2 separate regions of the Homo sapiens genome follow, and region 1 is linked to region 2. The links are chromatin loops, found by intact Hi-C in ENCODE. Cell type or tissue: heart right ventricle. All regions are shown on one strand. Each heading gives the region's core, and the rest is flanking DNA. Links, peaks and the distances in the headings are about the cores only.

Region 1 (15,701 bases), core at 4,446-12,445, 98 kb before region 2:
CAGAAACACTGGGTTATTTCTGTAGCTCAAAAGAAAGAATACTAAATACTTAGATTTCCTTCCGACATTTGCTCATGGCTCAATGGTGTCCCTTCTGGGACTGTGCTTCTGATATATATTTCCAAGCAAGAATAGGACAGCAGTGGCTTGTGAGGGTTAGAACTTACTTGTTTAGCAAGTAACACTCGGACCAAATAAGGAGCAATAATAATAGTGGCATGTTTTTACTGCTGTTTTCTGTTAGTTTGATGTAACGAAGATTTTCTTAATCTCTTAGAAATAGCCATTAAGTAAAATAAAATTATATTGAACTATTTGATGGAAATGCCAAGCAATTAGTGTATGACATCATTTATGAGCTGTATTATTAATGTGAAATGCTAGAATAATTCAGCAAGAGTAAATGACATGCAAAGGTCATATTACCATGGGCCTGGAGGGGGCAGAAATGGGAGGGAGAGGGAGAATAAATATATATGTCATGTTAAGGTAGAATGTGATAAAATTACTGGTGATATTTTGTATTAGCCTGAGATATGCTGAATTACAGTTGGTGATGCTTTTTGTCAAGGTAGTTAGGGAACAGGTCTAGTGATTGCTTACAAGATTAGAGATTGATTCCTGATACCAATGTTGACCCATAAATTGTAGCTAGAACAATTTAAGACTGTGTTTACAGGCTTGGAGGCAGTCAGCAGAGGCCTCTGGTTCATAGGAACCAGGTTATATTTTGCCTTAAATCTGAGCTTTGCTTTGAAATAAAGATATTAGATGCTTTTTCTTGAGTTGGTAGTTCTTTTGCTTTGCAATTTCCTGGTATTCCATTGTTAAATTACAATTCTCTTTAGAATTCATTCACACATGAACCAGTTTACCCTTTCTGAATTTCGTGCCATAATTGATTTTAATAAGAGGCAGGGAAGCATCATTATTGTCTGACCATTAAGAATTATAGTTAAACAATCAAGCCATGGAACATTTGTTTGGGAGCTTTGAGGAAGGTTTTAATTAGCCCTAGCTCTTATTAGAATGATGCATTTACCTCTTGCAGGTCTATGAATTTAGCACTTTTTGTTTGTGGTGAATTAGTGGCCAGTGACTAGTATTTGATGGAATCAAAAAGATTTGTTATTTTGCCCCAAAACAGAGCTTGTATGACCAGACATTATAAAAGCCTTGATAATTGTAGAATTTATTAATAAAAATTTTCCCCACAGGGACCACTCAATATAATTCCAAATATCTCAGATTTTTCTCATCTTCATATGTTTATTCCAACACAAATGCTTCTTTCTGCAAACTCCTATTTGCCTTTGCTTAATATAATAGGTTTGTTTAGTTTTACATTCTCCTGTTATTTAAGCAAGATTGAATCTTTTTTTCCACCTGCAATTGGTATTTATAAGGGTCATACAAAACTTGTTACTTTAGGTTGATCAATTACCTTATTATCTTGTTTTGTCCCCTTGGAGGTTATGACAAAATGGTGCATAATACCAAATGTCTTGTAATTCATCACATAAAAATAATGTAATTTTAAGTTGATAACTTTTTCATAATTAATGATTGGTTTTAGATCATAATTTTTTAGCTTATTGATGGCTAATGTGGTACATTCTTCCATTTAAAGTAAGCCCTTAAGAAAAATAACAATTTTGTTATCTCTCATTTCCTCTGCTAATTTTTGTGTTTAACTTTAAATATCAAATTCAGAAATATAATTATAAAAATAAGTAACAGAAACTGTTCTATTCTGGTATTAATTGCCACTTACTGTTCTTGGACTTTTTCAATTATTTTAATTAATAAATCAGCTAGGCTGTATTTCAACTTGGACATTATCCAGAAATCACCTTGGGTCTGTTTAACACACACACACACACAGCTGTGTGGAAACCAGGCTGGAGGGAGCAATTATGCTGAGTAGGAGTCCCAAGAGGGGTTCTGTGTGCACTAGGTACTTCCTGGGGACTTGGAACTGATGGTTTTTATCTAGGCTGTTGCCCTGAATCTATACTTGTTTCTTAGCCCAAGGAGGGCTCTGGCCAGAGTACTGTCAACCAAGTGTCTTGTGATGAGAACCTCTAATGCCTCTGGGTGTCTGGAGTGCTATCTCATTGAATTAGCCTCAAGTTGAACTCCCTTAGAAGTTTCAGCTGCTTCATGTTCTGAATTCTAATGAATTTGAAACTATACTGAGCAGGTGACAGCTGTGAGTGAGGGACCACATCACCAGCTTATTTACTTTTATTCTAATTCAAAGTGATAGGCCCCTTCCTCTTTGAAGTTAAATGTCTTGTTTCTATTCTTTCTCTAACCACTTTTTTGTCTTTTGTCTTTCTTCCATTTTGGTTCTTTTTATTTCCTCTCTCTCTTCCTCGCCATTCCCTCTTCCTCCCGTATTTCCTCCCTCTTCCCTCCTCCCTCCTTCCCTCCCTTCCTTCCTTCTTCTGTTCTTTGCCTTTTCTCTTTATTACCCTAGAACCTTGTCATATCAGTTTCCTCTAAGGACCAAACTTTCTTATGATCTTTTTCTTCCTCTATTCCTTCTTCTTATTATTACTGGTCATGGTGTTTATTGGCCCTCTTTCTTCTTCAGTTACACATTTCCAGGATGTGCTATCCTGGTCGATATCTTCGTTTCTTTTGGACTCCAAAGCCATGGACTAAATATTTCACTTTAATTGTTCAAAACTGCTTGAATGAACTGTTGTATAATTATTATTAGCTCCTCCTTTCTACTCCTATCCTCATAAAGCTTTTATGGAAATGTAAAACCAGATAAGCAGCTGGTTTGATAAATATTACTGTGATAATGGATTCAAAAAAGCCTATATTTAAAGAGTCAGTCTGCTCTAACATTCACTAACAGTGCCAAGCCACTTAAAACATTTTTTTAAATGGGGATAATTGCCAAACGGGATAACATGGCTGAAAACATTTCATGTTACAAATGATACTTATTGCTACTGAGATTTACTATCAAAGAGAGTCACTATTCAGTGTCACAGGACATTTCAAAATCTATATTTTATTTTTTTAACTTTTTATTTCAAAATAATTTGAAACATAAAAAATTGCAAAATGTATTCCCATATAACCTTTTCTAAATGTTAGCATTTTAGAGTTATCAAAACCAGAAAATTAACACTGATAAAATACTATTAACTAATCTGTAGTTGTTATTCAAATTTCATCAGTTATCTCACCAATGTCCTTTTTCTAGAGTAAGAGACAAACCGAAATCATACACAACATTTATTTGTCATGTCTCTTAGTTTCCTCCAATCTGGGTAGTCTTTCCGTATCTTACGAGATCTTGACACTTTTGAAGTCTAGTGACCAGGTATTTTGGAGAATGTCTCTCACTTTGTGTTCTGATAATAAAAGTCAGGTTGTACATTTTTGGCAAGAGTACCATAGAATTAGGGCTGTCCCCTTCTCAGTGCATCATATCAGGAAGCGCATGATGTCAATTTGTCTAAATACTACTGATGTTAACTCCAATTATTCATTCTAGGCTGGCCAGGTTTCTCTACTATAAAGTTGCTAGTTTACTTTCTGTAACTAATAAGCATTATGTGGAGAGATACTATGTAAATGACCAGTTTTTTCTATCATACTTTCAGCTATGAATTTTGTACTCATTGATCATTCTTGCCTGAAACAGTTGTCACTATGGTGTTTGCCAAATGGCGATTTTCTATCTTCATAATTCCTTCTACCATTATTAGTTAAAATTCTTCTACGCGGAAGTTTTCCCTTACCCCCCACTTACTTACTTTCAATTATTTATGTATATCAGTATGGACTCGTGGGTATCTGTTTCATTCTGTGAGCTATAATCCATTACAACTGATATTTATTTTGTTGCTCAAATTGTCCACATTTGACCATTGGAAGCCCTTTAAGTTGGCTCTTGTGCCCTTTCTTCATATCACCATCATTTTTGAACATTCTTCTTTTCTGGTACCACAAGACACTCTAGGCTCTTCTTGTACTCCATTTGATCCAGCCCATGAGTCAATCATTTTCTAAAGACACCAGATTTCTGTTATTAAAGAATAGAATTTAGAAACCAAAAATCTGGGTGTTACTTGTGCTTATTCACAAAAGAACGTATCTCCTTTTTTCTACAGTCTATTTACTTATTTGCTTAAATCTTCCATACACATAAAGTACTTTCAGAATTGTTCATCCATACTTCTGTGAAAAATATTTACTAACAAGAGTACAATATTTAGCCTTAGAATATAGGGTCAAAACGCTTTATTTCCTAAGTTACTTTTCTTCTCTTCCTCATCGTGAAAAATTTTGTGCTTTGACCTACAAGGAAAACTATGGTGACTTCATGTTGACCTGAATATTTACATACTTAAGTGAGTTGTCTACAAATCAAGGTTGTATTTTTTAATAGACTGATTTTAATACTTGCTTTGTTGTTGATATGAAAATGAAGCCTCATATTTCTATCATGTTTTCTTTTTTTTCTTTATTTCTTCTAAAAAAATGGTATGGATATGCAGAACGTGCAGCTTTGTTACATACGTATACATGTGCCATGGTGATTTGCTGCACCTACTGACCCATCCTCTAACTTCCCTCCCCTCACACCCCATCCCCCAACATCGTGTGTGTGGTTCCCCTCTCTGTGTCCATGTGTTCTCATTGTTCAACACCCACTTAATGAGTGAGAACATACAGTGTTTGGTTTTCTGTTCCTGTGTTATATGTAACATTATTATACATTTTTTTTTTACTCTTTTAATATCTTTAATATTGGCCAAGGCGGGTGGAACACGAGGTCAAGAGATCGAGACCATCCTGGCCAACATGGTGAAACCACGTCTCTACTAAAAATACAAAAATTAGCTGGGCGTGGTGGAGCCTGTAGTCTCAGCTACCCGGGAGGCTGAGGCAGGAGAACAGCTTGAACCCAGGAAGTGGAGGTTGCAGTGAGCCAAGATTGCACCATTGCACTCCAGCCTGGTGACAGAACGAGACTCTGTCTCAAAAAAAAAAATAAAAAATAAAAAAAATTAAGTCTGTCATGTAGGAAATAAAATAACAGAAAATAGCCTTCTTTCAAGTTTCTGTAACGGAATACAAGATAAAACTTCATGAAAACTCTCAAGAAAAAGAGTGACCTGGCCGGGCGCGATGGCTCACGCCTGTAATCCCAGCACTTTGGGAGGCCAAGGTGGGGAGATCATGAGGTCAGGAGTTCGAGACCAGTCTGGCCAACATAGTGAAACTCCGTCTCTAATAAAAATACAAGAAATTAGCTGGGCGGGGTGGCGGGCGCCTGTAGTCCCAGCTACTCGAGAGGCTGAGGTAGAATGGCATGAACCCGGGAGGCGGAGCTTGCAGTGAGCCGAGATCGCGCCACTGCACTCCAGCCCAGGCGACAGTGCGAGACTCCGTCTCAAAAAAAAAAAAAAAAAAAAGAGTGACCTGAGCCAAAAATGACCCTCCACTTTTACAAACCATTTTGTCTTCCTGAAAGACATGACCTATAAATGACCGAGTATGAACAGTATCTTTACACTTCTTTCTTTCCTTGATTTGTTTCCGGGTTTCAGCGAAGAGGTAAAGGGTCAGAAGGAAGAGAGCGGCTAGTAGAAGCTGAAAAGGGGAGAAGTAGGCCAAGTCAAGTAAGTACAGAAGTACAGAATTTTTTTTTTTTTTTTTTTTTTTTTTTGAGATGGAGTCTCACTCTGTTGCCCAGGCTGGAGTGTAGTGGCGCGATCTCGGCTCACTGCAAGCCTTGCCTCCCGGGTTCATGCCATTGTCCTGCCTCAGCCTCCCGAGTAGCTGGGACTACAGGCGCCCGCCACCACGCCCAGCTAATTTTTTTATATTTTTAGTAGAGACGGGTTTTCACCGTGTTAGCCAGGATGGGTCTCAATCTCCTTACCTGGTGATCCGCCCGCCTCGGCCGCCCAAAGTGCTGGGATTACAGGCGTGAGCCACCGTGCCTGGCCCAGAAAAATTTTACTATTATTAATCAGGAATTACAGGATATGAGGGGAGATTGACTACTAGTAGTGTGTCTATTTTTAACAGTGTATCAGAATGTAATACTCTACAGCATGGCAGGCGTTGAAAGCATTTTCTGATGCCTACATAGAAGTAGACAGAGGCATGAGAGTGATTCAGTGCTCAGCTGTCTCTCCTTAGCTGTAATTTATGACTGTCAGCATTATTTCTCTTGGATAGTGAAAGAAAATTTTAATCCTTTTATAGTATCACATATTTTATAGAATTTGTTTGTGTCTCATTTTGACTTTGTAGCTCCCCAAACCCTAGAGAACATGGGAAGTAGTTAGCCTACTGTTATCTTTGTTGTGAGATTTTCATCTTTTATCATAAATAGAATAGCGAACTCTTTCTTTCAGTGAAGCACTCTTCCTCCTAGTCACACTTAGTGATTACAAAGTTCTGTTTTCTTTTATACAAATGCCAACATTTTTGTAACTTCTTGGCTTATGAAGAGTGAGTGTTTAGAGTTACCGGGAACCATGAAAAGGAAGATACCACCGGTGTTTATTTACTGAGATTTAATAAGAGAGTCATCAATATGGCATTTTCACCCTTTTCCTGCCGAAATCTGGGAGAGCTTTTGGTTGCATGTGCCTTTCAGGCTTAGCATTTGTAAAACAGAAACAGCTTGTGAGTTTTACCATAGGACAGGGCTTTCAGCAGAAATAGGTCTATCACAGTTACTGTGAATATGTGCACAGGAATCCTTGCTATGGTGGGAATGTTTGTTTGTTTACTTTTCATAACCAACAGCAAACAACTCTTCTCTGAAGAAATATATTTCTCCTCTGACTTTTGAGAAGATTTTAACGTTTTGCATGATGTGTAGATCACCTTTTGACCACAAATATATGTCACATCACATTGGACAGGTTTCAAATCACAACCGTGAAGTTCAACAGCATACTGATAAAAATGGCCATGCAACACTGTGAAGATTAACATGTAGCAAGCTCCCGGGTATATTAAGTGGTAATAATAAAAAAGGCAGAGTCTTAGGTGCCCCATAGTTCATGGTTTGCACCACATTTTCACACGAGTTTTGTAGATGTCTAACTACGGACACTAGCACCCATACTTTGGTGACAGGTCAAAAACCTTTTGGGAAATTAATATTACCCAAATGTGTTTTGGTGAAAGTCTATCCTTTCTGAGAAAAGTCCCGCCAACAAAATACAGAGAAATGAGTATGAAATTTAGGAATGAACCAAAAAAAAGTCATTTTGTGATGTTTACAAGTGGACAAGGAAGGAAGTCATTTTGGGCAAAGGGAACCCACATGCAAAGCCGTGTTATGAGAATATTGGATATTTGGCAAATGCCCCGAGTTTAGTGTGAATTTGTACACTGTTGATAAAGAGGAAGGAATGGAATCAGGAAATATGAAACGGTTAAAACGATTAAACTTGGTGACTAATAGAAGTAGTAAAGAAGAAAGGATTGGAAATATCCCAACCAACTGAGCTTATTAGTCACAGATGTTGGTGAATAAATCCCACCATGCCCCATCCATTCCTGACAAGCCCAATCAGGGTACAAAATCATGTGCTTTGGTGAGACCTAGAGATAAAGTTTCATGTCTCAGCTCTGTCAAAGTACTCTGTGTAACACTGGGAAAACAACTTCTGTGAGCTTTAAATTCAGCGTCTAGAAAATAATACTTATTTCTCAGAAATTTTGTAAAGATTAATTGTGGGAGAGAAGTCACTTTGAAATAATTATATAAATGCAAAATATATTATCTTCTTGTCCACTGCTACTAATTGTCAACATTAAAAATGTATATCTGCAAAATCAGTTCTTCTATGCTAAATTAAGAAATGCAGCACCGGCCAGGCACAGTGGCTCATGCCTGTAATTCCAGCAATTTGGGAGGCTGAGGCAGGTGGATCTCCTGAGGTCTGGAGATGGAGACCAGCCTGACCAACCTGGTAAAACCCTATTTCTACTAAAAATACAAATTAGCTGGACGTGGTGGTGCAGGCCTATAATCCTAGCTAAATGAGAGAATGAGGCAGGAGAATTGCTTGAACCCAGGAGGTGGAGGTTGCGGTGAGCCAAGATCGTGCCATTGCACTCCAGTCTGGGTGACAAGACCAAAACTCAGTCTGGAAAAAAACAAAAGAAAGAAAGAAAAGGAAAAGAAATGCAGCACCATGTCCCTAACTTTTTAGTTTTACTGTTGTAACAGTCTTTGAACACACGGCAGTTTTGCCAGGTTTGGGTCTCCCTCGGTGTTCAATTTCCTTCTCCAACTTGTAAATTTCTATTCTAAATAAAACAAGAGGTAATTATGGTTGAGTTCCTTTTTCTCTTAAGTTGGTTAATAAAAAGTGTAGAGTCCTTTATGCAAGTAAAATAAATGCACAAGCTAATAGTTTATTTTCTTTTCTTTGGTAACAAGAACAAGGAGATTTTTGTGAGGAAACAAAATACTTGTTTGCCAAGAATTTGTGATAATGTGTCAAAGGTGACTAATATCTTGAATCTCATCCAGACACCTACTACAGGGGAATTAAGGACACAGTAAAATAATGGCCATCTTATACCTGGGTTGGCTCCTAACATCAAATTATGATGTGGCTTGTGGACTAGGGAGCTGGGCCTGGCCATGCTAGCTTTGTGTGTGCTTTCCTTGCTCCTTTAAGCCAACACTAGAGAGAAAGCAGACTGAATAGTTGTGTTGCTATCTTCTCTGTGACCTACTTACTTTGGTATTCTAAATTTTTCAATTATATTAATGGAAAAAGGAGGAGAGCCCTAGAAGAGAGTGACCTGTGCCCTGTTTGTGAGCTCAGCCTCGTGCTGAACAGCCCTAACTCCCTGCCCCAAATGGGGAAATCCACGGGCCTGTGTAGATGTCTTGGCCACAAGGAAGTGAGGAGACCACAGGCCCGTGTAGTCATCTTAGCCACAAGGAAGTGAAGAGACTAAAGACAGTCTTTCTCTCCTAAAGCCTAGAGAAGAATTAGAATCGTGGGGAATTGATCCCAGGAATCTAGATTCTAACAGATTGCTCGAGTGAGCCTTCTCTACACTAAACTTCAAGAATATTTATGAAAAATTTCACCATCTTGTATGATACTTGTATTAGTAAATTAAATGTAGCTGTTAATAATCAGTAAGCACTTATCCATACTTCTAAGAAAATGAAAGTTCCCTCTAAAAGGAAAGGAACAAATTGAGAACTTATTATTTTCAAATATTGTCATACATTTATTTTTTCTTTTATTTGCTTCAGACAACTTAGAATTTCACTGTATAAACTAGTGTCATCCATGAGATTAGAGAAGAAACCTCACAGTTAAGCTCCTCTCATTTATTCCACAGCTTATTCTTATTTATAATCAGCTTGTTGTTGTTTGCTTCGTAGTTATTACTAAGTGGTTATCACTTTCATTAGACCTTGCTTAGAATGTCTTCGAATTTAAATCAGATATATTATTTTAGAGTGAGAACATATACCAACATTTGAAAGAATATATAAATATGTATTTGGTAATGGCAGCATTGCTAAAATAAATGTATGACCTTCTAAGTGACTGGTCTAAAAAGGGCATTGATGATAGGTTTAGTTCATATTAGAATTTCAAGCCTCTAGTTTTATAAACAATCTCTCTATTTGATTTCAATGTTAATGAAATACTCTGCTTTAGAATCATTCAGAAGATAGCATATACTATCACTAGCAAGCATTCACATGGCTTTAAGTGGGAGAGAAATACTAGAGGAAAACTAGAAAGCCTTTATCACCACTTCGTTTCCTGTTTTCCTCTTGTCTTTGGTGACGATTCAAGGTCTAAATATTTGAAGCTATGAAAAATTAAGAATATTCTCCAGAGGTTCAAATGAAGAGAGCTCTTACCTAGCCTGCAGCCTTGGTGGGGCCAAGATTGGCTCCTAGAATATTAGCTACTATGACTATCTTTCATTATCACCTCTTAGAGAAGGGAAGCATTAAACAACAAAGAATAAACCAGAATAAGACAAAGAAACATTTGGCTTAAAGATGAGTACGGAAGAAGAAATCTCTATAGAGACTCATCTAGGTCTGTGCTGTTCCGTGTGGTAGGCACAGCTAATGATCATATGCATTGAGGTTAGTATGAATGAGGAACAGAGTTTTTAAGTTTCTAACTTTAATTTTAATGAACTTATATTTAAGTTTAATAATCGGTACTATTTTTAATTATTGGAAAAAAAGTTAAGCTTATTGGGGGAACAACTCACCTCTGGAGATCTACTTTTTAAACTGTAAATTTTATGAAGCCTAATACCAACTAAGTATTTGTGATAAAATTTAGCATCCAAATTGAGATGTACTGGAAATGTAAAATACACACTAGATTTTTAAGACATAGTATGAAAAAAAGAATATAAAATTTTCACTAATATTTTGAAGTATGTTTACATGTTGCAATGATATATTTTGGGTATGTTGGGTTTAAAATAGGTTATTAAGATTAATTTCACCTGTTTCTTTTTACCTTTTTAATGTAGATACTAGAAAATTTAAAATGTGGCTTCTATTATATTCCTATGGGACAGTACTCATCCAGATGCTTATGACAGCCCAGATTTCTGTAGTGCTGGAAACTGAGAAGTCTGGTGTTCCCTGGTATTCATTTCAGTGCCATGGCTCTACAAGGGAATAAAAATGTATTAATCAGTGATGAAATATGTCCTTGGAAAATAATTTGAAAACTTTATTACTGAGAATACAGATTATTAACTAAATGGTAATAGTACTGTCCTAATAAGTACCAACTCATTAAAACAACTAGGAATATTTAGAGTGAGGACTGTATAAATGTTTACCAAAATGTTTTTCTTGTTCCAGATTTCCTTCTTATAACTTTTAAAGTAATTTATTTTAGTCAGGATTAACTAAGCAAAATATGTTGTTATAATTATATCACATGATGCATTTAAATTAAGCAATAACTATGAATCATCTCAGATGTGGAAAGCTCATGGCCTCAGAATGGAATATGGGGACTCATAAGACTTTTTTATTATGATGATACTTTAAGTTCTAGGGTACATGTGCACAACGGGGAGGTTTGTTACATAGGTATACATGTGCCATGTTGGTTTGCTGCACCCATCCACTCGTCATTTACATTAGGTATTTCTCCTAACGCTGTTCCTCCCCCAGCCTCCCACCCCCCCACCAACAGGCCCTGGTGTGTGATGTTCCCCACCCAGTGTCCAAGTGTTCTCATTGTTCAATTCCCACCTACAAGTGAGAACATGCGGTGTTTGGTTTTCTGTCTTTGTGATAGTTTGCTCAGAATGATGGTCTCTAGCTTCATCCATGTCCCTGCAAAGACATGAACTCATCCTTTTTTATGTCTGAATAGAATAGTATTCCATGGTGTATATGTGCCACATTTTCTTAATCCAATCTATCAGTGATGAACATCTGGGTTGGTTCCAAGTCTTTGCTATTGTGAATAGTGCCACAATAAACATATGTGTGCATGTGTCTTTATAGTAGCATGATTTATAATCCTTTGGGTATACACCTGGTAATGGGATGGCTGGGTCAAATGGTATTTCTAGTTCTAGATCTTTGAGGAATTGCCACACTGTCTTCCACAATGGTTGAACTAGTTTACAGTCCCACCAACAGTGTAAATGCATTCCTATTTCTCCACATCCTCTGCAGCATCTGTTGTTTCCTGACTTTTTGATGATGGCCATTCTAACTGGCTTGAGATGGTATCTCATTGTGGTTTTGATTTGCATTTCTCTGATGGCCAGTGATGATGAGCATTTTTTCATGTGTCTGTTGGCTGCATAAATGTCTTCTTTTGAGAAGTGTCTGTTCATATCCTTTACCCACTTTTTGATGGGGTTGTTTTTTTCTTGTGAATTTGTTTAAGTTCTTTGTAGAATTTGGATATTAGCACTTTGTCAGATGGGTAGATTGCAAAAATTTTCTCCCATTCTGTAGGTTGCCTGTTCACTCTGATGGTAGTTTCTTTTGCTGTGCAGAAGCTCTTTAGTTTAATTAGATCCCATTTGTCTATTTTGGCTTTTGTCACTACTGCTTTTTGTGTTTTAGTCATGAAGTCTTTGCCTATGCCTATGTCCTGAATGGTATTGCCTAGTTTTTTTTTCTAGGGTTTTTATGGTTTTAGGTCTAACATTAAAGTCTTTAATCCATCTTGAATTAATTTTTGTATAAGGTGTAAGGAAGGGATCCAGTTTCAGCTTTCTACATATGGCTAGCCAGTTTTCCCAGCCCTATTTATTAAATAGGGAATCCTTTCCCCATTTCTTGTTTTTGTCAGGTTTGTCAAAGATCAGATGGTTGTAGATATGCGGTGATATTTATGAGGCCTCTGTTCTGTTCCATTGGTCTATATCTCTGTTTTGGTACCAATACCATGCTATTTCGGTTACAGTAGCCTTGTAGTATAGTTTGAAGTCAGACAGTGTGATGTCTCCAGCTTTGTTCTTTTTGCTTAGGATTGTCTTGGCAATGTGGGCTCTTTTTTGGTTCCATATGAACTTTAATGTAGTTTTTTCCAATTCTGTGAAGAAAGTCATTGGTAGCTTGATGGGGATGGCATTGAATCTATAAATTACCTTGGGCAGTATGGCCATTTTCATGATATTGATTCTTCCTATCCATGAGCATGGAATGTTCTTCCATTTGTTTGTGTCCTCTTTTATTTTGTTGAGCAGTGGTTTGTAGTTCTACTTGAAGAGGTCCTTCACATCCCTTGTAAGTTGGATTCCTAGGTATTTTATTCTCTTTGTAGTAATTGTGAATAGGAATTCACTCATGATTTGGCTCTCTGTCTGTTATTGGTGTATAGGAATGCTTGTGAGTTTTACACATTGATTTTGTATCCTGAGACTCTGCTGAAGTTGCTTATCAGCTTAAGGAGATTTTGGGCTCAGAAGGTGGGGTTTTCTAAACATAGAATCATGTCATCTCCATACAGGGACAATTTGACTTCCTCTTTTCCTAATTGAATACCCTCTATTTCTTTCTCTTGCTTGATTGCCCTGGCCAGAACTTCCAACACTATGTTGAATAGGAGTGGTGAGAGAGGGCATCCTTGTCTTGTGCCAGTTTTCAAAGGGAATGCTTCAAATTTTTGCCCATTCAGAGTGATATTGGCTTTGTTTGTCATAAATAGTTCTTATTATTTTGAGATATGTTCCATCAATACTTAGTTTACTGAAAGTTTTTAGCATGAAGTGCTATTGAATTTTGTTGAAGGCCTTTTCTACATCTATTGAGATAATCATGTGGTTTTTGTCGTAGGTTCTGTTTATGTGATGGATTACAATTATTGATTTGCATATGTTGAACCAGCCTTGCATCCCAGGGATGAAGCCGACTTGATCGTAGTGGATAAGCTTTTTGATGTTCTGCTGGATTCAGTTTGCCAGTTTTTTACTAAGGATTTTTGCATCGATGAACATCAGGGATATGGGTCTAAAATTCTCTTTTTTGTTGTGTCTCTGCCAGGCTTTCGTATCAGGATGATGCTGGCCTCATAAAATGAGTTAGGGAGGATTCCCTCTTTTTCTATTGATTGGAATAGTTTCAGAAGGAATGGTACCAGCTCCTCTTTGTACCTCTGATAGAATTCGGCTATAAATCCATCTGGTCCTGGACTTTTTTGGTTGGTATGCTGTTAATTATTGCCTCAATTTCAGAGCCTGTTATTGGTCTATTCAGAGATTCATCTTCTTCCTGGTTTAGTCTTGGGAGGGTGTATGTGTTCAGAAATTTATCCATTTCTTCTAGATTTTCTAGTTTATTTGCATAGAGGCGTTTATAGTATTTTCTGATGGTAGTTTGTTTTTCTGTGGGATTGGTGGTGATATGCCCTTTATCATTTTTTATTGCATCCATTTGATTCTTCTCTCTTTTCTTCTTTATTAGTGTTGCTAGCAGTCTATCAATTTCATTGAAATTTTTGAAAAACCAGCTCCTGGATTCAATGATTTTTTGAAGGGTTTTTTGTGTCTCTGTCTCCTTCAGTTCTGCTCTGATCTTAGTTATTTCTTACCGTCTGCTAACTTTTGTATTTGTTTGCTCTTGCCTCTCTAATTCTTTTAATTGTGATGTTAGGGTGTCAATTTTAGATCGTTCCTGCTTTCTCTTGTGGGCATTTAGTGCTATAAATTTCCCTGTACACACTGCTTTAAATGTGTCCCAGAGATTCTGGTATGTTCTGTCTTTGTTCTCATTGGTTTCAAAGAACATCTTTATTTCTGCCTTCATTTAGTTATTTACCCAGTAGTCATTCAGGAGCAGGTTGTTCAGTTTCCATGTAGTTGTGTGGTTTTGAGTGAGTTTCTTAATCTGGAGTTCTAATTTGATTGCACTGTAGTCTGAGAGACAGTTTATTGTGATTTCTGTTCTTTCACATTTGCTGAGGAGTGCTTTACTTCCAATTATGTGGTCAGTTTAAGAATAAGTGCGATGTGGTGCTGAGAAGAATGTATATTCTGTTGATTTAGGGTGGAGAGTTCTGTAGATGTCTATTAGGTCTGCTTGGTGCAGAGCTGAGTTCAAGTCCTGGATATCCTTGTTAACCTTCCGTCTCATTGATCTGTCTAATATCGACAGTGGGGTGTTAAAGTCTCCCATTATTATTGTGTGGGAGTCTAAGTCTCTTTGTAGGTCACTCAGGACTTGCTTTATGAATCAGGACGTGCTCCTCTATTGGGTGCATATATATTTAGGATAGTTAGCTCTTCTTGTTGAATTGATCCTTTTACCGTTATGTAATGGCCTTCTTTGTCTCTTTTGATCTTTGTTGGTTTAAAGTCTGTTTTATCAGAGACTAGGATTGCAACCCCTGCCTTTTTTTGTTTTCCATTTGCTTGGTAGATCTTCCTCCATCCCTTTATTTTGAGCCTATGTGCGTCTCTGCACATGAGACGGGTCTCCTGAATACAGCACACTGATGGGTCTTGACTCTTTATCCAGTTTGCCAGTTGGTGTCTTTTAATTGGAACATTCAGCCCATTTACATTTAAGGTTAATATTGTTATATGTCAATTTGATCCTGTCATTATGATGTTAGCTGATTATTTTGCCTGTTAATTGATGCAGTTTCTTCATAGCATCGATGGTCTTTACAATTTAGCATGTTTTTGCAGTGGCTGGCACCAGTTGTTCCTTTCCATGTTTAGTGCTTCTTTCAGGAGCTCTTTTAGGGCAGGCCTGGTGGTGACAAAATCTCTCAGCATTTGCTTGTTTGTAAAGGATTTTATTTTCCCTTCACTCATGAAGCTTAGTTTGGCTGGATATGAAATTCTGGGTTGAAAAATTCTGTTCTTTAAGAATGTTGAATATTGGCTCCCACTCTCTTCTGGCTTGTAGGGTTTCTGTGGAGAGATCTGCTATTAGTCTGATGGGCTTCCCTTTGTGAGTAACCAGACCTTTCTCTCTGGCTGCCCTTAACATTTTTTCCTTCATTTCAACCTTGGTGAATCTGACAATTATGTGTCTTAGGGTTGCTCTTCTCGAGGAGTATCTTTGTGGTGTTCTCTGTATTTCCTGAATTTGAATGTTGGCCTGCCTTGCTATATTGGGGAAGTTCTCCTGGATAATATCCTGAAGAGTGTTTTCCAACTTGGTTCCATTCTCCCTGTCACTTTCAGGTACACCAATCAAACGT
Region 2 (15,701 bases), core at 4,154-12,153:
TTCAGTATAGGCTTGTGAATTTGGGTGGGGGGCTTATGTTGATATATTATTTTATTACCATAAAAATATTTAACTTGACTTTTACAGCCAGTGAGTTTTTTTCTTTAGAAGTATACACTTTAGTCAAATTGACAAATAGTGGTCTAATCATGCCGTGTTTTAATAAATGAAATAAGTGCAGTTCCATCAATCCCTTGGACTTGATAGACTAGGACTCTTGGCTTCCTTTCTTCTTCATTCCTTCCATCCTTCTTTCCTTCTGCATTTATTCATGAATAGATTTATGCATGTGATATATCCCAGGTATGCTTGATCTAAAACAAGTCACTGCTCTTGTGAAGCTCGATTATGATGGGGGAGACAGCCATTTAACAAGTAAGGAAAGTAACCTACTATGAGGAAAATAGAGAACTAGACAGACAATACTGGTGCAGTGGTGGTCATGATAGTAGGGCCTATTTAGACAGAAAGGAAGGGAAGGTCACATTTAAATTGAGATCTAAAGAAGAAAGAAGACTGTCATGCAAAGAGAAGGAAGGAAGGATATGCTGGGCTGAGGGGATAACATGCAGAGGGAAAACAGGCCTGTGGGCTGGTAACCTCATCACCAAGGGATTTCTCAGTCATCCCTGCCTTTATCTTGAACACACTGTCAGCCTCACCAAGAGGCAGAGTTGCTTTTCTTGATCAGCCAGTCACTAAATGCTATGCATGCACATGATTGGGTTCTTCACAGAAGCCTGCTGTTGCTTTTTAATTGTTGACGTTTTGTGCTTGCTAAATGCTTCTTGCTGCCTTTTAATGTAATAGTTTTCATTTGTTGTTTTAAGAGAAAATAAAAGCATGTTTCATGCCTTTCTGCCCTTCCATGATTCCCTTCTTCATTCTCTGCCCAGCCTGGAGGATGGGGGTGGAAATTAGTGGCTTTCTCATCTGAATTCTGAGTCCTGCAAATATCTGTTTGATAGCACTTTTCATGTAAGGTCGCTATTAGCTCGCCTGTCTTATTGTGACCCCTTGAGTCCAGGGACCCTCTCATATAGCACATTGTGTGCACACAGTATGCACTCAATTAATGTCTATGGACTGAAGAAGTACCATAAATTCATTTTGGACGTGGGCATCTGATTCTTTAAAGTGTAATGATGATAAGAAATTCATTACAGAGAAGTATATATTATTGACTTCTACTTTTCTTTCTGAGATAGTTTTAAATAAGTAATTAAGAGTTTAAAATAAACAAAATTTTTATTTGATTTCTAAGATTTCAACAATTTTAGTATTTTATTATCAATACAAAGTTTCTAACATGCATAGGAAGAGTATGAAGACAGTTATTGTTGAAGACTTTGTACCCTGAATACTAAACCACTCTTTCTGCTCCATGAAGTTTCTAATTTAATGTTGAACTGACTTGAAATGGAGAAGCATAAAAAGTTGGCTCCTCTCTAAAGGCCATCAGATAATATTCTCAGAGGTAAATCACCTGCAAGGTGAAACTTGTAGGTGAAGACAACTTTGTAAAATAAATTGCATTGGGCCTCAGAGATGTGGGCATATAATGAATAGAGATTCTGTAAACTTCACCACCTCCTTATAGTTTTGCAGAGTGAAGCTTCTGTGGGTATTTGCATGTAGGTGAATTATGTCTGATAACAAACAGAATTGTGATCTGGCCGATGTCAGAGTCCTAGCAGTGGATTTTAGTCCTAACTGCCACCTAAAGCCTGGCCAGTTAATGACTCTGGATCCTCATTTTCTCATCTTAAACCAGTAGAAGATTGCATTGGGTTGACATCTAATGTTTCTTTTAGCTTGAAATTTTGATAGTTCTTGAAATGTGTATTTTATTCATATGTCATTCATTATTTTAGCCTTTTAACACACATATACAAAACTAAAACAAACAAAAAACACAACTTGCCAGAGGATAGGAGATGGTAGGACTGATTGACTTGACTAGGGACAGGAATTTTTATTTGTTACAATTAATATTTGAGTAAGTTCTTTTTCTCATGTAATCATGGTAGTGACCATTTTGGGACCATGCCTGAAAACTTACTAGGTAATTAATGAGTCTGGTTCCTGTTAATATCTTCTACATCTCCGGCCAGAGATATATTTTTTGTTTCCTTCGCTTCCCAATATCAAGCTATCCTTTGGGTCCTTTCTTTTGAAACTAATAATTCCTCTTGGGATATAGCTAGAGAGATCTCTTTGGCTGGAGCATCTGCCATTAGGTCAAAATACTTTAATAAATATGTGCAGTACATACTAATCCTATATGTTAAAGAATTCTTTCAAAATAGATTCAAGAGTTTAAAAATAAAATATGGATTTTTTATTTTACAAAATAATTCCTTCTTAATTATAAGTCTGGAAGTTGGATCTGATATTTTTCAAAGCCATTGCTGCACATTGCAAATTTTCATGCCATCCACATTTTTGTTTGACTAATTACTAATATGTGCATTTTGCATGTTAATTTAGATTATCCCTCTTTTAGAAGAAAAGGAAATTGTTCTTAAAGTAATACTTACTGTGTAATCACAAGACAGTGAATTCGTAACACAAAGATGCTAATGTTTAGCAAATGATTGTTTAATGTAAATGAAATGTTAATTTGTTTGGAATGAGAAAACTAACTTTCTTTCTGCCTGCCTGCCTGCCTGCCTGCCTGCCTGCCTTCCTTCCTTCCTTCCTTCCTTCCTTCCTTCCTTCCTTCCTTCCTTCCTCCCACCTCCCTCCATCCCTCCATCCCTCCCACCCTTCCTTCCTTCCTTCTTTCCTTCCCTTCCCTTCCTTTCCTTTTTTTCTCCCTTTCTTCTTTCCTCCTTTTTATTTTTTATTTTATTTTATTTTATTTTTTGAGATGGAGTCTCGCTCTGTCGCCCAGGCTGGAGTGCAGTGGTGAGATCTCGGCTCATTGCAACCTTTGCCTCCTGGGTTCAAGCGATTCTCCTGCTCCAGCATCCCGAGTAGTTGGGACTACAGGTGCATGCCACCACGCCTAGTTAATTTTTGTATTTTTAGTAGAGACGGGGTTTCACCATGTTGGCCAGGCTGGTCTTGAACTCCTGACCTCAGGTGATCCACCTGCCTTGGCCTCCCAAAGTGCTGGGATTGCAGGTGTGAGCCACCACACCTGACCCTTTCCTTCTTTTTCTAATTAAAATAAACACTCATTGAGTACTTTCTGTCTGCCGTGGTTTTCCTCCAAAAGAACATACTTTATAGTAAAACTAATTTTACTACTGAAAACTCCCCAAAACTTTCATCAAAATTATTATTGTACTTTTAAGTAGACTGAAATATCTGTTTATTTAAAATTTAACATAAGGATCTTCACTTTTTAAAGAAATTTGTCATGACTTTTAAAAATATGTACAGGAAAAAAATAAAGAGTAGTCAAATATAAATTAAAACCATCAGTCTTAGTTTTCATATTTGCAAAATGAAAGGCTGTACAAAAATTATTTATAATGCCTTTCCCATGCAGCACTAACCTGTAAAATCTGCTGGGTTTTTTTTTTTTTTTTTTTTTTTTTTTTTTGAGATGGAGTTTTGCTCTTGTAGCCCAGGCTGGTGTGCAATGGCACAATTTCAACTCACTGCCACCTCTGCCTCCCGGGTTCAAGCAATTCTTCTGCCTCAGGCACCTGAGTATCTGGGACTACAGGCATGGCGCCACCATGCCTGGCTAATTATTGTATTTTTAGTAGAAATGAGGCTTCACCGCTTTGGCCAGGCTGCTCTGGAACTCTTGACCTCAGGTGATCCACACAACTCAGCCTCCCAAAGTGCTGGGATTACAGGCGTGAGCCACCATGCCCGACTAGATCTGCCTTTTTAACAGATTTTCTTGCATGGTTGGGGGATTGGTAATCACATATCTACCAATGCTCATCTGCTTTCTACTTTTATCAGAAACACACATTTCCATCACATTTAGTTTGGAATTAGGGAGTGAGTCTGGGAAACAAGAATAGCAAAGTGTAATACTGCAGTGCTCAACTCTAATGTCAACATACTCTTGTGTCAGACTTAGTCATTAGTTACAAGTCACAGTCATTAGTTACAAGTCACAAGCCATTAGTCACAAGTCACATAAATTCACAAGTCATTAGTTAAAGTATTAGCTTGAGAAAGATTTACTTTTTATAAATTGCAGCGGCTCAAGATTATCCCTGTAATACTCACGTGCACTCTGACATTTTCTTCATTGCAAGGGAAAAGGAGGGAAGTGGATTTAGAGTTCTGGGAAGTGAGGGTAAGTCAAAACTATGTCAAAGGATTCTTGTGAGGATTAAATGAGATGCTATGTATGAAGCACTTAGCATGGTACCTGGCATACAGAAAATATGATGTAAATGTTTGTTAATAGTATTACCATACCACAGCCAACCAACCACACTCCCCACACCACCACAATAACAAATTTTTGTTATTGTTAGCATACTACCAATTATGTGTATCATGGCAGAAGGGAAAGCAATTTTGAAAACCTCTGGCTCTATAATCTGACCCGTGACCTTGGGCTGGATTTGTCAGATGTGACTCCCACTGTTCCTTCCCTCTTAAAGCAGACTTGCCTATTTTGTCCTAGCACTCCTTCCCCACTGGCCTGACAAAGAACTTTGTTTTCTCTAACTTTTAATTTTTGTGGGTGCATAGTAGAAATATAGATTTATAGGGTACATGAGCTATTTTGATACAAGTATACAAGATGAATGCTTCTCTGATGATCAATGATGTTGAGCACCTTTTCATATAACTGTTTGCCATTTGTATGTCTTCTTTTTGGAAATGCCTATTCAGATTTTTTGCCCACATTTTAATTGGATTATTAGATTTGTCTCTATTGAGTTATTTGAGCTCCTTATATATTCTGGTTTAATAATTCTGGTGTAATAATTACATCAGCTTAAATGGTGTATCCATAACCTCAACATTTATCCTGTCTTTGTGTTACAAACAATCTAATTATACTCTTTTAGTTATTTTAAAATTTACAGTTAAATTATTATTGACTATAGTCACCTCTTGTCTTATCAAATACTATGCCTTATTCATTCTATCTGACTATATTTTTGGACACATTAACCATCTCCACTTCCCTGACCCCACTATCCTCCCCAGTCTCTAGTAACCAGTCATTCTACTGTCTTATCTCCATGAGTTCAATTGTTTTAATTTTTAACTCCCACATATAAGAGAGAATATGCAAGAAAAGTTTGTCTTTCTGTTCCTGGCTTATTTCACTTAACATAATGAACTCCAGTTCCATCCATGTTGTTCCAAATGAAAGGATGTCATTCTTTTTAAAGGCTGAATAGTACTTCATTGCATACCACATTTTCTTTATCTATTCAACTGTTGATGGGCACTTAGGTTCCTTCCAATTCTTGGCTATTGTGAACAGTGCAATAAACATGGGGGGTGCAGATATCTCTTTGTATACCTAGCAATGGGATTAACGGATCATATGGTAGCTTTATTTTTAGTTTTTTAGGAACCTCCAAACTGTTCTCCATAGTGATTGTACTAATTTACATTCCCACCAATGGCATATGAGGGTTCCTTTTTCTCCACATTCTCATCACCATTTGTTATTGCCTGTCTTTTGGATAAAAGCCAATTTAACTGGTGAGATGATATCTCATTGTAGTTTTGATTTGTACTTCTCTGATGATCAATGATGTTGAGCACCTTTTCATATAACTGTTTGCCATTTGTATGTCTTCTTTTGGGAAATGCCTATTCAGGTATTTTTTGCCTGCATTTTAATTGGATTATTAGATTTTTCTCTATTGAGTTATTTGAGCTGCTTATATATTCTGGTTATTAACCCCTTGTCAGATAAGTGGTTTGCAAATATTTTCCCCCATTCTGTGGGTTGTCTCTTCACTTTGTTGATTGTATCCTTTGCTGTTCAGAAGCCTTTCAACTTGATGTGACCCCATTTGTCCATTGTTGTTTTGGTTGCCTATCCTTGTGGGATACTACTCAAGAATTATTTGCCCAGTCCAATGTCCTGGAGAGTTTCCCCAATACTTCTTTTAGTAGTTTCATAGTTTGAAGTCTTATACTTAAATCCTAATCCATTTTGATTTGATTTGTATACGGTGAGATATGGGGGTCCAGTTTCATTATTTTGCATATGAATATCCAATTTTCCCAGAATGATTTATTGAAGAGACTGTCCTTTCCCCAATGTATGTTCTCAACACCTTTGTCAAAAAGGAGCTCACTGTTGATGTGTGGATTTGTTTATGGGTTCTTTATTCTGTTACACTGGTCTATATGTCTGCTTTTATGCCAGTACTATGCTCTCTTAGTTACAATAGCTTTGTGGTATAATTTGAAGTCAGGTTATGTGATTCTTCCAGTTTTGTTCTTTGTGCTCAGAATAGCTTTGGCTATTCCGGGTCTTTTGTGATTCTGTATAAATTTGGGGATTTTTTTTCTATTTCTGTGAAGAATGTCATTGGTATTTTTATAGGGATTGCATTGAATCTGTAGATTGCTTTGGGTAGTATGGACATTTTAGCGATTTTGATTCTTCCATTCTGTGAATATGGGATCTTTCCTTTTTTTAATATCCTCTTTCATTTCTTTCAGCAGTATTTTATAGTTTTTATTGTAGAAATCTTTCACTTTTTTGCTTAAGTTAATTCATAGGTATTTTATTTTATTTATAACTATTGTAAATAGGCTTAATTTCTTGATTTCTTTTTCTGATTTTTCACTATTGGCATACAGAAACAGAACTGATTTTTGTTTGTTGATTTTGTATCCTGCACCTTTACTGAATTTGTTTATTAGTTCTGATAGTTTTTTGGTGGAGTCTTTGTTTCTCCAAACATAAGAGCATATCATCTATAAACAAGGATAATTTGACTTCTTCCTTTCCAATTTGGTCGCCCCTTATTTCTTTCTCTTGTCTGATCGCTGTAACTAGGACTTCCAGAACTTTGAAATCCTTCACAACATAGCATTCTATTTGACTGCAAAAACTTGGTCAAAGTTAGAAGGAGAGATGATACCTATCTGCCATCACAATATTATATTCAAAAGCCATTGAATTGCCTTCTAATTAGTATAAAAAAAGGGAATCTTACTTTCTGTCCATCTCTTTTGAATCAAGGAATAAAAACACTAAGAGTGCCTCAGAAAGCAATAGTGACTTATTCTTTCTACAGTATGTGGCACAAGGAGTCTTTTGTAGCCCCATAAAAATCACCTACATTATTTTGCTAGTTCATTCACCAATGTCTTTAAATTTAAAAACAAAAATAACTAAAATATTGTTTAAAATTTATCTAACTACGTATGAGGTGAAAAAGAGACTAGACAAAACCCAATTTTTTCTTCAATGTTTCTGCATGTAGGGAAGTAATGTAGTCTATTTAGAAAAATGAATTTAAGTACAGTGACTCAACCAACAAACATTGCAATCCTATTCACTTTCTCCTCTTTTTTTTTTTGTAACAGTCTTGCTCTCTTCCCTTCACCATATTGCTATTCTACATCCATGCTTACCCCAGCCTACTTTCCCTTTTCTCCCAGGCTTGGATAAATAATGTAACCTATGAATTGAACAGACTTTTCACAATGTGAGAACTTCCCTCCAATCCAATAACTCAGTATATATTGAACTAATAAACCAAACATGGTAAGAGAACAACCTCTTTCTCAGGTTGATGGAACATATCAGGCATTGGAAAGTTCCTTTCCATGCAGAGACCCAGTAGAAGTTCCTGTCGGAAATGAGTATCTCTTGGCAGACCAAGGGTACATTCTGTTTGTTTTGCGCTCAGTTCGTTTTGTTCCTAGAAAGTGATAACATAAAGCACTCAACTATAAACAAGTCAGGTGGTATTTATAGTTATCTGGTAGGCATGAGGCAAAGTGGCAAACTTCCTTTAAAGAACCAAGCCAAGCTTACCTATGTTGAAATTCATGGTCTAATTTCTCGCTGAACTTCAGTGTGTAGCATTTGCTCATAAATGCAAAATATCTCTACCGAATTACAAAATCAGTTCCTTCTTTTCCTTTGAGGATTATGTAAAAGACTTTAGGGAACATAATGGAAAGATGCTGTTAGATAACCAGGATGGGTGAAGAAATACAAATAAGACTTATGAAACAAGTATAAGATAAGAAGGGGGAAAATGAAAACAAGCTTCCCAGGATGATTTCAGGGAGACTGACGTAATGACAAAAAAATCCCAAAGATAGGTGTAGCATGTGAATTATATGAATTATATAAACTATATTCACTTCCTAAGGAGTCTGATAACTAATGCTAGGTATGGTTATCACCATAAGACTGGCTCTATTTGATTGGTCATACTATAGTAATTAGCAAAATGTTAGGGTTGACTTTGTAATGATGATCTAAAAGATAACATAAAAGTCCCTTGGTCTGATTTATTGCTAAGAACTGACTCTGCTCCAATCTCCAGCTCCTATCTGCATGCCAATGCCTAGGATGCATGTAGATACGTTCATCAGGGAGCTGATGACATGTTACTTAAAAGGAAATATTATTTTGCACATGAAAATGATTTTTCTTACCTATCTAGTATTGTTACTGGTAACCCAGCAAAGCTTTTTGGTATAAACAGAATGGAATATGATGAGTAGAAACCAAATAATGCTTGGAAATGTGCTTTAGTTTTCTTTGAAGAAAATAGCAATGCAGTTTTATGAGTCCAGTTTTATCTCAAGGATTTCTACATACTTTGCTATCTTTTATGCTTTGGGGAATGGAGCCAGAATTGTGCCAGCATTGAAGGTCAAACATGAAGTGGAGAGTGGGCAGCCAAAGAGATCAGCAGTCAAGGTCTGAGCTTTATAATATAGCAGTTGTTCAAAAACAACTCATGTGTGTGACATTTCCCAGTTTTTGCTTTGTCTGCCATAAAAAGTGTTGTTGTTCCAGTGATGTTTGTGTAAGTGCTGGATGAGGTAAGAGAAGAGAAAAGAGATGGAGCCTTCTCAGGGGTTCAAGGAATTCTTTTCTGGCTTAGCTTGAGATGCCAGTGGTTATGAAAAGGCAGTTAAAATCCTGTATGTGTTTTCTTCCCATAATCTTAATTGTCTCCCAGTTTTAAGACCAGCTTTTCTGAAACACAAAATGGCAAATCCAAGGGACTGAAATCCTGCATACTCTTCTGAAATACAAATGGAATAATATTTGTATATAAAACAGTTCAACATAATATCCATAATTTTCCCTAGGTGTTCTAAAAAAAGAAGCTATTACATCATTTGATAACTAGATTTTTTTACTACACAATTAGGAGTATGGGATCCAATTTCAAGTTTACCATTACTGTTTTTCAACGTTATTCAAAATGTCCATATTTTGTTTCATTATTTAACTAGATATCATAATATTTTAAGTCCAAATATATTTTTAAAAAAAATTACTTTAAAAACATATAAATCCATCGTTTGTAAACAAAAAGAAGATATCCACATTAAAGGAACAATAAGTAACAGATTCATGCAGTGTACTCAGTCTGTCACTGAAAAATGCTGTTTCTTCAAAAGCAAAGATTTCAGTTTTCATTATTATCCTTAGTATTTCAACATATACTTTCTGTAGACATGTGTTACTTTCATGAATAAATTACATGTTAGAAATCAAGCTTAGAAAGTATTCTTTAACCAATCTTAAGATGTAAGGTTTGGTTTTATTGATATGAATTGGTTGTCAGGAACATAAAAGATAAATTTATTGATTTTGCTTTCTTCATTTATAGGGAGTTAATCAAATTCTCCTCCTTTCCATCAAATATCACCCACACCTTTCCACTGTGTCTAAGGGCTGACAGCTAAATGCTTACTTCGAGTTATGTGGTTACTTGAGAAAACCAGGTCATTATTGGAGAAGAGCAAAGTGATGCCTAGAGGGACGGATGGGGAAGGAGGGTAGGAATTGCTGAAAAGGGTGAGGGGTAAGGTGCAAAAAAGAACATTACCTATCCCCCAAGTCTGTCTGTGTTTGGGACCTTTATTCTCAGTCATATGGCTACTGGAAAGATCTTAGAATCTGTTTTACGTAGAATCTCTTTGAAAATATAACATTTATAATCCTTTAGGGCAGCAACTTTTTTTTTTTTCTGACTAGACACTGGTATTTGGGAGACATTAAATAAATGTTTGCTTAATGAGAATGTTACATATTTAAATAGGTGGTACTTTTATTATAGCCATTATTGTAAATACCTTGATATTTCCATTTGGAATGGTTGCTTCAACAGGTTGAAAAGTAGAGAATCTTAAAGAGTATGTGAAATTAACTTTCAGAATATTCTATCAGTTGAGCCTAGAGTAAGTCAGATGTAACAGATGAAATTAAACGAGCAAATTTCCCAGTTAAAATATCAGTGAAGATATCTGAAGACTTGCAAATCTGAAATTACAACATGCAATGGTAGTGTTACAATTCAGATGACACTTGGGACATTATCAAATGCACCTTTCATCCTTCACTTTAACTTGGAGAATTATTTCAAACTATCCTAAGGGATGGATACGTTAAATTTTAGTATATCATAAGAAGTCTTACTATTCATTATGCAGCCACACTATAAAGCAAAAAAATATAGAAACATCATGACTTCTCAAAAGATGAACTTGGTATCAGTTCTTCTTTTGAATTTTAGAAACTCATTTAATTCTTTTTAAAAGAAGTAAAATTTTAGCTGTCTTCCATTTAATTAATAAATAGATAGAAGGTCTAGAAATATGAAGAGTTCAAATAGTCCAAATATGTTGCTATTGTCATATTTTATAATTATGTCCCATTCTAATTACTCATTACATTTAGATATACCAGATTTAGGGTGATTAATTTACATTTCTCTTAACACCCTCTCTTTCATTTTATTTATGAAAACAAAGGCTCAAATGGGTAAATTTCTCTTCCCAAATCACAATAATGATGTGTGGCAGAGCTGAAAGTGCATGTGTGTTTGTGAACTTTTTACTCTTTCTTAGTAGCTGATCATTGTGTGATGATTCCTTGAGAATTCTGGATCTTGAAATTATTATTTGAAAATAATAAGATGAATAGGATCAATAAAGGAATTGAATAGTGTTGGATCTCATATAGTGTTAATCATGACCCAAAATAATAATCCTATTTGATTATATGATCCTAGACTTATTAGGAACTTGGATATTAATATTTGAAGGAATTTTTGAAATCACTGTTTTGTTTTGTTTTTTTTTTTTTACAATATTCCTCAAGTCAAATAAGTAATTGCAGACTGAAAAAAACTATCTAACTCAAGTTGCCTAATAGAAGTACAGTGCAGGTCATAACTTTGAGCCCTATATTAAATTTCCCAGGAGCCTAATTAAGAATAAAATAGTTAAAATTAATTTTATTCATATATTTTACTTAATGGAATATATCTCAAATATTAATTTTAATATGTTATTTATATAAAACTTAATAAGATATTTTAATTTACTTTTTGTACTGACTTCAAAATCTATGTGTATTTTACACTTAAAGCACATTTGAATTCAACGAGCCACATTTCACATACTCAATAACCACTTGTAGCTAGTGGCTACCTCTTTGAACAACACAAGTCTAAATGGTTTGCTCTGCCTCCAGCAGTGAGGGAGAGGAGGGATTAGAAGGAGTTGATTAGCAGCTTGCTGTGGAGAGATGTTTAGAAGAAGGAGTTGGCATAGGGTATTAAAACATATGAAAGGCTGACACTTCATTTCATAAATGAGGACAGTGGGGTGCAGAGGTATTGAGCAGCCTGTCTAAGAGGCCAGAACTGTAGAAGTGGCTGAGATGGAAACAGAGCTCAGTTCATCTTGTAATTTTATACTTTTTCCATTATAGTATATGTCTTCTCTGGGATAACAGAAATCAGTATTTAATGCTAGGAAAATCATCCTTCTACATAAAGGTTCCATAGAGCAGAAGCCTCCTTACTTTCTGGGAATATCCATGATTATTGGAAGAAAAACCTCTATTTGATTTGTTTACCCAGGTGACTTCCTTTTGATGGATGTGTTATATTAATAACCACACTTTGATGTTGATGTAACAGCATGGCACCTCATGATTTTATTGAAAGAAAACATTTCCCCTGAGAAATACACATGAATTGCTATTAAATTATTTTTTTTTTGTATTATATGTAACACATATTCTAAATATAAAATTTAAGTATAAGTGAAAGTGACTCTACTATTTGTATTTACTATTTCATAATATCTCCTTAATAAATTCTATAATTGCAGAAATTATAGATGTTTTGCATATTGTGGCCTGCAAAAGTAACTATTTTTTAAAACAAAATAAATTTATTTTATTTGTTCATTCAAATAATCTCTATTTAACCCTAAATGTGTGCTAAATAACTTGTTTCATGATGGGAGTCAAATTAGGATAAGGTATCATGGTTTGAGCCTCATAGAGCTATCATTTTATTTGGGAAAACCATTAATAACTAAAAATAAATAGTATAGTTATAAACCATGTTAAGTGTTGTAAAGAAAAATAAAATCATGTACTGAAATAGACAATTAAAGGATAGGTTGGCAAATTTCCTCTAGGTAGAGAGGTCCAGGGTGAGAGGAGGGAACAACAGTAGGTGCAAAGACGCTGGGGTAGCAAAGAACTTAGTGGGTTATGGGCACTGAAAGGAGGTCAGTTTGGCTGAAGCAGATTCACTGCAGTGAGAAGGGCTAGAGAAGAGTCTGTGGCTAGAGGCAGGGGCCAGGTAATTCAGACTCTTGTTAAGGATATATTGTTTTTTCCCAGCATGTAATGGAAAAACCTATTGAAGAGTTTTAAGAAAGGGAGTGACATGATCTGATTTATGTTTAAATAATTCACTGTGCACATTGGGTACAGAATGGATTTCAGTAGAGCATGAAAGGAGCAGGAATACTAGTTATGAAAGCCATTGTGTTCTCCACGTGAGAAGAGGGAGATGGGGCATTCACCTTTCAAAGAAAAAGATCTAGAAGACACAGCACATTCAAATTTTTCTATGGAATAAAGTGTGTATTAATGTGCCTTAGAGAAATCATGTATCTTCCTTTGGAAGGCTAAAAGCCCACAAAATATTTTAGATCACACATGGCAAAGTATTTTCATAATCCAGGAATTTCTGTGCTAAGCTACTCACTTGAAGAACTTGTGCTGCTTCTCTTTCATGATGTGGTTTTCATAAATATGCTTTTCATGCAAGGAATACGTAATATGCTACGCTTATTCAACTCTTTTAGCAACTCCCATGAAGACAAAACAAAACAAAAAATTCACAGGGCAATGTATTCAAATTGATGCATGCCTTGAAAAACGTTTTTCGTTTTGCTTTTTGGTCATTTTTTATTGAAAGAATGTAAAAATGCACGCTCAAATCAGACTTTCTTTTCCAGAAGTCTCATTGGCAAGTGATGGCTAAAAAGGATGAATATGATCTTAGAGTGACTTTTACAGGACAAAAGAATATACTCAGTTTTGTCAAAACATAGCAGTATTTTAATGACTTGTTACATATTTTTACTTTATTCATTTTTGATTAATTATTCTTAACATTCTAAAGAGACTTTTATTTCACTCTTTTATTCACGTCTATATTTTTAATTTATTGTATTGCTTTCCATTTCTCAACTGGAATGTAACTACCATGGAAGTGAAATTATAACTGTTCTGTGCAAGGTTGTAATCTTAGGAACTTAGAGTTCTTTCTGTATAATAGGTGCTCAATAAATATTTGTTAAATAAGTAAATGAATGAATGAACAAACACTTGAAAATAACTGTGGTATTTTGAATACATCAAAAGCTGTTTAGTAGAGAACTATTTTCCTGGTATTATATGCAACAACTTCATCTTCTTCCCTTTAACTAACTTTATATTGAAATAGGGATTTTCAACTCAGTACTATTGGAATTAGAGGCTGGGCAATTATTTGCTATTGGTGTGTCCTGTGCGTTGTAGGGTGTCTGGCAGCATCCCTGGCTTCTACGCGCTAGATGCTTGGCAACCCCCAGTTGTAACAACCAAAAATCTCTCCAGATGTTGCCAAATTCTCCCAGTTGAGAACCACTGTATTAAATATTTTCACAGTATGCAACTAATGATGTTAAAAATACCTAGATTGTGAGCTATTGTATACTGAATTTTGGCATTTTCTATATGGAATGTTTCATTCAAATATTTTAAATTAATTAATTAAAATATATTATAGTATATTTTATCAAGTAGGTAAACATAAAAGGAAATAACTTCCCTGTGATGATTTTTCCACTTGGAAAAGCTATTTCGAGGGTTTGCAGGTCCTCCAAAACTATTTTCAATAAGACTACTGTCCTTTGCTAGCCACAAAATATTAGCATATGAATCCAACTTTCCACAGTGGGAGCCTAGAAATTTCCTAGGAGGCAAAACTGGTTCAACTGCAGTCATTATGCAGAACTATTACTTGCATAGGAAAAAGGACAGAGAGCAGAGATTAGTGAACAGCCCACAAAGGCCCAGTGTTTTTTCTAAGACTTACGGAAGATAGCCAGAGACTTTCTGCGTGATAGAGCTTTTAGGGAGATGTTTACATTGCTATTTCCAGAATTTTATCTTTTTTAATTGATCAAAGGAAACCATAGTACATAGATAAAACTCTGCATGGAACATGAAAAAGAAAGCAGTATTTGAAGGGAAAAATTTGTCATATCTCACGTAATTTCCCAAGCTAGATCTGATAATCAAAGCTAATGACCACACAGATTGCAATTAATCTCAGCATTCTGATTAAAACGCAAAAATTTAAGAGCAGATTTGGGTGGCAGTTGAGAGAAGGTGATTTCAAAGCTCATAGAGTGATTATTCACTCCTCCACCAACTATTTTGTTGTGCTCAGGCAAGTGTGTTGATTGGATAAATCAATAAAGCATAATTCTGTTTTTGGGAGGGAGCTGTAGACATATCATTGGTGCTCCATAGACACATTTTCACATAAAAAATGTAATGATTTTGATATTCCCTCCTCTCCACCTATTGCAATACCACCTTTTAAACTCAGGTAATTCATATATTAGTCTATATTCAAATTATTTTATTAATCTGATTCCAAATTAAGAGGTTAAGAATGAAAGGAAATAGAATAGTGATGGATGCATAAGTCCAGAATTATGTAATGCATTTTCTCATACTTAATTCTCAGTGGTTTTAATTCAGCTGAGTTGGAGAATCAAACAGTGGCCTATCTCTTCCTACCATGGCAATTTCTGAATGTTTTTCTCTTGGCGTCCTATTCTAAATTCCTCAGTTCTTGATGAAAAGCAATTTCAGTTTGGATTTTAGAGAAAAATCTTGCAATGTGCATTTTAAGGTGACACTGAGAGATTTATTTTTGATTAATCATGATTACCTCACTGCATTAACTTGCTCTATTTTAATGTCTAATATGTTAGGGATTATTTTATCTTTCAAGCTAATAAAAATGCACCCTCAGTAACATGAGCAAAATGCTGCTTTTTAAAATGTACCAGCCAATTTATTTTGTTCTGCCTTTTGGTACTGTGAGGAAATAAACTGCTTAATCATAGTAAACAAATAAATATGTTTCATTTTTAGAAGAAACTAAGGTTAGATTTTTACATAATTAACATAGCCTTTTGTCCTCTATTAATTTGGGGGATAAGAAAAA

The links. Peaks named below come from ENCODE experiments on the same cell type or tissue, not always from the same donor. Only the 100,000 strongest peaks of a DNase experiment are listed, where the experiment ranks them.
Region 1: it touches region 2 in a loop (2.1-fold over the local background); 2 of 110 quality-filtered maps call a loop at or near these places.

The regions. Positions count from the first base shown.
Region 1 is chr4:85,489,668-85,505,368 of GRCh38, forward strand. All of the region lies in intron 1 of ARHGAP24 (Rho GTPase activating protein 24), which reads left to right. Among named protein-coding and RNA genes, the nearest start is that of ARHGAP24, 22 kb to the left of the region's middle. RefSeq lists an enhancer at 8,735-8,784. In heart right ventricle, for the core only: no CTCF peak of the experiment used is centred there; a DNase peak (open chromatin) is centred at 8,892; H3K4me3 peaks cover 811 bases; H3K27ac peaks cover 4,434 bases.
Region 2 is chr4:85,587,509-85,603,209 of GRCh38, forward strand. All of the region lies in intron 2 of ARHGAP24 (Rho GTPase activating protein 24), which reads left to right. Among named protein-coding and RNA genes, the nearest start is that of ARHGAP24, 120 kb to the left of the region's middle. In heart right ventricle, for the core only: no CTCF peak of the experiment used is centred there; no DNase peak of the experiment used is centred there; H3K27ac peaks cover 2,254 bases.